2 separate regions of the Homo sapiens genome follow, and region 2 is linked to region 1. A link is a contact called in ENCODE Hi-C or POLR2A ChIA-PET data. All regions are on one chromosome and are shown on one strand. The core of a region is the stretch at or near the end of the contact, and the rest is flanking DNA. Distances in the headings are between cores, read along the strand shown. Region 1 holds the start of UHRF2 (ubiquitin like with PHD and ring finger domains 2). Region 2 overlaps BRD10 (bromodomain containing 10).

Region 1 (4,068 bases), core at 134-2,633:
CAAAGAAAAATACGATGGGTCTGAGTGGCTAGGGATATAGATTGTAAGAGACTTGTGGAATAGGAAAAAAACTTAGACTGGCCAGACCATAAAAATACCAGAGATGCCCACAGACAGCCTTCAAGTATGCACCGCTGGCTATGCTGCAGTGCTATGCTTAAAGCGTGAACGACATGAGTATTAGAAGGCGAGAAGTAAGAAAAGCAAACAGTCTTACACTCCTTTTCACTTCGGGAATAAAACTCTTGGCTTATATAGGGCATTCGTAAACCCGGCCCCCGGTTAAACCGACAGTTTCTTCATGCCCAGGTCTCTAACCTCCCTCGAGACATTCCAAACCTAGGAAAGGCGGCGAGGGAGAGGGACCAGAAGTTCTGGAAACCCTTCGAATCTTCAGTTTGCGCGAATCCTACCACAGTCAGGAAGCAGAGTTAGGGTTCTTATTCTTGAGAGCTCAATGCCCGAGTTTCCCCTGTTTGAGAGCCGAAGACGCGGAAGAGCCGCGGAAGCCAGGCGAACGCTCAGCCGGGTTAGCCAGCTCTCCGGGTCTCCCGCGCGGTGGCATGGCCGCCAGAGCCCTCTGCCCTCCCCGCCCTCTGGGGGCCCCAGGCCCCGCCGAGCGCGGGAAGCGAGGGACCTGGGCACCCAGTGCCTACGGCCGCTGTCCTACCAAATACAAACGGCGAGATATTTGCGCTCCGGACGCCCTCACTTCTGACCCCGCGCGGCGCACCTCCAGTTGGGGCTGGCAGGGACCCACTCCCCACCATTCGGCGGGACTGGGCCCCGCACCCCGCGCCTCGCGGGGGCTGCCCACCCGCAGCGGAGCCAGGTGAGCCCTGCGCGCGCGGCGCACAGAGCCCTCGGACCGGTGCGTCCAGAGGAGCCCAGCTGTTCCGGCCCCCAGCCTCGCTAGGGGCGCGGCGGGCGCGCCTCACCTGCTTGCCCCGGTAGAAGAGGCGCTGGCATTCGGGCCGCACGTCGAACAGCGCCCACACCCGCTCGCGCAGCTCCTCAATCGTGGCTTTGCGAGACACGTCCTCAATGGTGCACGTCTTGGAGCCATCAATGGTGCGAACCTGTATCCACATCTTGGCGCCTAGAGAGGAACCGGTCCCCTTTGTCTCCCCCTGAGCTCTGGGCGCCGCGCCCCGCCCGGCCCGCGCCGCTTTCCCTGCGGCTCGGGCCCTCAGCGGCAGGCGGGCGAGCGCGCCCACCGGACCGACCGGACGCCGGGCCCGACAGGCGGCGACGACTCTCAGCGCGCGCGCCCGACTAGCCGACTTGAGGAGAGACGACCGGAACCACTCTGAGGCGCTGCCGCAGACACCGCCTCAAAGATAGGAAGAGGCCATGTCTGCGCCGCGCAGAGTGTTTACTTATAGAGCTGGAGCTCCCACATGGAGGTCACGGCGCCAAGCCGGATCTCGCGAGATCCACGCCGGGCTCCGCCTTAAAGAGGAAGCGGCCCGGGAGAGGGTTACAGACCCGAGGGAACGAAAATGGGCAGGCGCGGAGAGGGCGGGTCGGAGGGGCGGGGCTACCAAAAGCCGTTACTTGCCCCACCGCCTGCACCTGGCCACTGGGCACGCCCTCTAGCCTTTGGGTTTCGGAAGATTGCGCGGCTACCACATCGGTTGCCGTTTTGAGGCCTCGTTTCAGAGCTGAGGGGGCGGGTGCCTCCTCAGGCTTAGCGGATATGGTTCTTTGGTCTCAAAAACACACCAAAAATAAGAAACCCTGGCGTGCACTTGTATAATCCTGGAAAGGGGGCGCGGGTGGGTGCGGCCTAAACTTCCGAGAAAGAACTGAAGGAAATGTGTGCGCTCCACCGCGCTCAACAGGAAAGCTCCCGCCACGCGGCCTGGCGGGTCGGGTCGCCCGGGAAAGGCCCCGGGGGCCCTCCTGCTTCGCGAACACGTTTCCCGCCTGGCCGCAATGCTACTTTCGCGCGGAAACCCACTTCCGAGGGTTTCCCGTCGCCTGGCGGAGGCGGCAGCTCCAGGCCTATCCTCAGGCCGCGGGTCCCGCTGGGATCGCCCTCTCTGGCTTGCAGCGCTCCCAGCCGGCCCTCCGGCCTTGGAGAAGTCGGGGCAGCTGCCCGAAAGGCCGCTCTCTAACTCCGGACATTTCCGTTCGTAGACTTTCCGCGTTAGGGGTGCCTTTGGCCTAAGGGATTGCGGGTTTGCGGGAAACAGTTTTAAATAATGCAGAGCTACGCGCCTCCGAAGAAAGAACTCCAAAGACCCTACTAGGATTAAACCCTCAGAAGTGGGCCCAACGCAGCACTACCTAACAGGGCTTCCCCCACCCCCCACCCCGCCTTCTTAATCCTTCCCTGCTACAGCTGGGGAGTCGGGGTGGGGGTGAGTGGGTTTATTTTATTTTATTTATTATGTATGTATGTATGTATGTATGTATGTATTTAGAGACGGAATCTCTCTCTGTCGCCCAGGCTGGAGTGCAGTGGCGCGATCTCGGCTCACTGCAAGCTCCGCCTCCCGGGTTCACGCCATTCTCCTGCCTCAGCCTCCCTGGGGTAGCTGGGACTACAGGCGCCCGCCACCGCGCCCGGCTAATAGTCTCGATCTCCTGACCTCGTGATCCACCCGCCTCGGCCTTCCAAAGTGCTGGGATTACAGGCGTGAGCCACCGCGCCCGGCCAAGTGGGTTTATTTTAAATGAAAATATGTCTTCTCAAGAAGGGAGAGAGGATATAAACGTAAACAAAACAAGACAACTTGGACTTCACATTTGCCAAAATCGGTAACTTAAATATTCACATAGGTGCTAATTATTCCCATAAAGGTACAGTACCATTTTTTTGTAATAAACTAATAAACAGCTAAAATAATTACAAGCACAGACAAATCCAGTAGTATATCATGAAAAAGAAGAGAAAGGCCGGGCGCAGTGGCTCAGGCCTGTAATCTCAGCGCTTTGGGAGGCCGAGGTGGGCGGATCACTTGAGGTCAGGAGTTCCAGACCAGCCTGGCCAACATGGTGAAACCCCATCTCTACTAAAAATATTAAAAAACTAGCTGAGCATGGTGGCAGTTGCCTGTAGTCCCAGCTACTCGGGAGGCTGAGGCAGGAGAATTGCTTGAACCCGGGAGGCGGAGGCTGCAGTGAGCTGAGATCACGCCACTGCACTACAGCCTGGGCGATAGAGTGAGACTCCATCTCAAAAAAAAAGAGAAAAAAAAGATGGCCCAACACAGAAGAGACAGAAAAAATTAACTGCACATACATATTTTGGGTTTCTGCCCCTGTGAAAATTTCAGTCACCTAGAACCTCTAAATATAATTCACTTGTCTACCCCTATTTTAATTAAAGCAAATATTGAGTATTTATTACATATGTAAATGAGATGATATTTAGGTTGGTGCAAAAGTCATTGGGGTTTTGCCATTTCTTTCGGTGGCAAAAACCACAATTACATTTGCACCAACCAAATCTACCTAAAGCACACTTACTACCTACCTCAATAAGGCGAAACTATTTATTATAAGGTTATGCTATTTACTATTATAACGTTATACTATGGCTTTGTGGAGTTACGTTAGGATTTTTTTTTTAGTTACCTCTCACAAAACAAATTACAATCTAGTTGAGATAAGATTTAACAAAAATAAAATATTAAAGAATAACTTAGTACTAAACACTGATGTTGGCGCAAACCATGATTACAGATGAGAGGAGAACTAGAATGATTAAGAAAAGGGGAACTAGAATGATCTGGAAGCTTAAAAATAACTGTACAACTTGACACGAGTTATGTGATACATTGTAGTAGGAGGCAGCATTTAAATGTTCAGTTCATGGATTGAGATAGACCGGAATTATAATCCCAGTTTTACTGCTTGCTTAAAAATGTGATCTTGTACAAATAACATCCTCAATTTCCTCAATGTAAAATGGTGCTTGAAATAACCTAATGATTGTAAAGTGGTTTGCATACTATCCCTTAGTAGTACACAATAAATTATTTTAGTACTGCTGTTATGGAGAAGATTTAGATAAACAGAGTATGCCCAAAGAGGAAAGAGTGCTTAAACAAAGACAAA
Region 2 (3,961 bases), core at 513-3,012, 460 kb after region 1:
GTACAGTCAGCCCTCTGTATCTGTAGGTTCTGCATCTGTGCATTCAACCTTGGATTGAAAATATTTTCTTAAATGTGTCCGTACTAAACATGTACTGATTTTTTTTCTTGTCATTATTCCCTAAACAATATGATATAACAACAATTTATATCACAACTATATTGTATTAGGTATTATAAGTAATGTAGAGATGACCTAAAGTATATGGGAGGATGTGTTATATGCAGATACTATACCACTTTATATCAAGGTCTTAAGCATCCTTGGATTTTGGTATCCGCAGGGTTCAGAGGTGAGTCCTGGAACCAGTACCCCACGGATACCGAGGGACGACTGTATATTGTAAAGGGTCTAACCAAATGTGTGCCACTTTTTCCTAAGAGTTATGTCAGTGGTTCTCAAACTTTAGATAGTATAAAAATAATGTGATACCTTTATTTAAAATGAAGATTGTTGGTTTCATCCTCCAAAAGACCTTGATTCAGTGGGTACCAGTAATCTGCATAGTGGTTAAACACAAGGGTTCTGCAACCAGGCTACCTACTTGGGTTTGAATGCCAGCTCTACCACTGATTAACTCTGTGGGGTAAGGTATTTAACTTCTCCATGATTCCAGTTTCTCATTTGTACAGTGGGGTAATAATAGTACCTTCCTTGTAGAGTTGTGAGGATTGAATGATACAGCTTACTGTTTTAGCCATTTTTATTGTTTTCAAATAAGCAGGTCAGTCGCTTCTGGTGAAAAACACTGAATTATGAATAGGAAAATCAATTAAAAATGGCATAAAAACATCTATTATTGACCCTTAGCACTCTTTCCATTTACTTAAAACCTTGAAATAAATCTTGGATTTGGTCTTAATGAAAGTGGCACATGATTAAGCCTACAAGAATTTGAAAAGTGGAAAACCAAGTAATAGTATTTGCATCATTATGTTTGATGAGAGTGAAAACTTACGTTTATCCCTGTTGTATTGTTATGATGCATTATATATTTGTCATGTAGGGGAAATTGTTGGATTTTTTAGTGATAATTATAGAATATTGGTGATTTAAGCTTTTATATCAACTTTAACATTTACTTACGACTTTGTTAAATTGGTAAAATTCTTTTTCCTTTATCTGTTTTGTAATCAAAGAAAGACTATTAGACTGAAAAGTGAATATCAGTTTTCCTAATAGTTACTTTTTCCTAAAAAGTCTTTTCATTTAACATTTAAGAGAGAAATCTAATGTTATATGACTTATCTTTTGTACATAATTATGACAGAAAGTTACAGGAAGTATTTTTAAAAACTAATGTGTTGAGTCTCAATAACATAAGTTTTAAAAATAATTTAACAGCCTTAGTTACCCTAAGTCTGCTTTTCAACAATAACCAAAAAAAAATCTTCCATGCAGTGTGCCCTTGCTCCCATTTCATATGCATGATTGATTTTAAAGGCTGCTTTGCAGAAGAACTCCAGAATCCAGCTGCTAAGACTTATATTACATTGTTTTCAAACATAAGAAAAAACTCACTGATCCTTAACATACCTCTGAAAAAACTATACTTCTCCATCTAACCAATGGAGAAACTAAGGGATAAGAAATAAAGTACTGCAACATAACAAATTGAAACCAAAATTAAAATTAGGGTTTTGTTGTTGTTGTTGTTGTTGTTGTTTGTTTGTTTGTTTTGAGACGGAGTCTCGCTCTGCCGCCAGACTGGAGTGCAGTGGCACAATCCTGGCTTACTGCAATCTCTGACTTCCTGGTTCAAGCGATTCTCTGTGGTTTCCTCTATCAGTGTGTCATCTTAGGTCATTTTACCTCTGTTAGTTTAATCAGCTTTTTAACTGCTTACTGTATTAAGATGTTTTGATTATATCATTATTTTGAATTGCTCCCTCTTAAAATGAATATTTTTAACCTCCGCTTTTTGTTTCACTTTTAACAGCAGGAGTTCTTCCCCCTTAAAATTAATATAGTTCTCCCTTAAAAATATATATAGTTCATTGAGAGAAACATCTGTGTTTAATCACATGGTTGTTTATCAGACTAATTTGGCTTTCATGTCACAAGTGATATCCTTATTTGCAAGTTTTTAAGTAGTCCTTGTTGCTGGTATGGTGATGATAAGAAATAAAAAGAAATTTTCCCATCTGCATAGTTTTAGCAGATGCCATTATAATTTTAGTTTAAATACAATATAAATTTTGAATTTATACCATGCATTTAGTATTTCACTTATTATTTTTATAATAAATTACAGGATCTTTTTATTAGAACGGGAGTGAATGTGTGATCCCTTTTGTCTGGACCTATTCATTTTTACTTTTCTACATTGTTTTCCTTTTGCTTTGCTTTTTAATATAATCTACCATATTGTTTGTATTTTTTAATGTTACCTTATGTCCTTTTTTGGAGCAAGTAAATATCTTTTAGACCTATTGAATTTCTATCCAAAGGACATAATTTCTAGTTTGAAGTATCAGTAAAGTAAGGAATGATTTATTATGTAGTTCTGAGATACGGTCATGGAGTTTTTTTTTTTATCTCTACAGGGCCTCCCCACTCCCACCACATACATACATTGCTGCTTGTTGAGTTGAAGAGAGGACCTTTTAATATTACCATTTAATAAAAATGAAAGCTTAGATATAAACTGAATCCTAAAACTATAATACAAGTTCAGTTGTTAGATTTCTTTATTTTTGTGTTGTTATAAAGACCCTTTTAAAAAGAATATAATATAGTAGGAGAAGTCCTGGGTTCTGTGGTTTCCTCTAGCAGTGTGTCATCTTAGGTCACTTTACCTCTGTTAGTTTAATTACCTTTTATATGAATTGGAGATAGGTCTCTTTAGCCTAGGCTAAGGCTTGGACAAATTACACATTTTTAGTCCCTTTCAGCTCTGAGATCTGTGATTTTGTAGCTCTGCCATGGATTATATTAAATGAAAGGTTAACTTGAGGGAGTGTGACAGCCTTGGAGAGGTTCTTGCTGGGAGATAAAACTCTTCTTGTAACCTCTGTGGCTTGACTGAAAACCTCCTCTCATAAGTGTTAGCAATGTGACCTGACTGTAATCTGAGCTGCTATGGAGTTTCGTGTTCACCCCTGCAGGCCCTGTGCCTCAGATACGTTTTTCAAATGCAAGATAATGAGAAGGAGGTTTTAATAAGGTGTTTTGCTTTTTTAAAAAAAAATCTTTGTTCTCCTTTTTTAAGTTGAACTTTATTTATTGGGTTGATTCTGTTTTTAAAAACATCATATGAAGTTGAGTTGAATGTAATGGCCACATATATGCCTTATTTTGGAGGCAGAAGAGAGGTAGTAGAGTTGTATATGACATCGAGTTGGCATAAGTCAAACTAATTGTGTTCCTATTCAGTTTTATAAAAGGTTAATTTGACTCTATATATTGGGTATATATATTAGGTATACATTAAATATACATATAGAGGGAATATATATTAGTTTTAATATATAAAGTATAAATTGTTATGTAGCTATTAACGTCATTTTAATATAACCTCAGAATAAATATTATAGCTAAAAATATTTTAAGAAACAATTGTCTTATCGTACATTTAATTCAATATGCCATTCCCTATTTGGAAATTAATCTTGTATTTTCATACTCATTAGCTCCATGGTACCAGAATGTTCCAGTAGCCATGTTGATTTATAATTCATAGTCATTTAGTACCTTACTACTCAAAAATGTTATTTGCAGGCAATACCTGGAAACTTGTTAGAAATGCAGAATCCAAGGTCTCACCTCAGACCTACTAAACAAAAAACTGTTTTATTAAGATCCCCATGCAATTCTTATGCACATTAAAGTTTGAAAAGTACTAATTTAGTACAGTTTACTAACTAGATACAGCCACTTGAAAGTGTTATTTTATGTAGCTCTTAAGCTGTGTGATTTCATTCGTGGTTTGGCTTCAGAACTGTGTTATCTCTTGCTTTAA

Evidence for each region. A loop is a pair of places that touch in the nucleus more often than their neighbours do. ChIA-PET counts read pairs that join two places held with the same protein, here RNA polymerase II (POLR2A). Pooled maps may share reads with other maps.
Region 2: a loop to region 1 is called in a pooled map, with 1.9 times the contacts of the local background. The contact joins the enhancer-like site here to the promoter of UHRF2 in region 1. A Hi-C loop is called at or near these places in 2 of 50 pooled maps. POLR2A ChIA-PET finds 5 or more read pairs at or near these places in 2 of 52 experiments (A673 and activated CD4-positive, alpha-beta T cell).

The regions. Positions count from the first base shown.
Region 1 is chr9:6,410,514-6,414,581 of GRCh38, reverse strand. UHRF2 (ubiquitin like with PHD and ring finger domains 2) reads right to left here and starts at 1,383. Exons shown (of 16, transcript NM_152896.3): 1 at 939-1,383. The coding sequence starts at 1,091. RefSeq lists silencers at 566-995, 1,066-1,245, 1,526-1,665.
Region 2 is chr9:5,947,077-5,951,037 of GRCh38, reverse strand. The region is part of intron 4 of BRD10 (bromodomain containing 10); the gene reads left to right. Among named protein-coding and RNA genes, the nearest start is that of MLANA, 58 kb to the right of the region's middle. Within about 2 kb of position 1,762, at least 6 of the 41 ENCODE cell types and tissues checked have a DNase peak (open chromatin) inside an H3K27ac peak, as active enhancers do.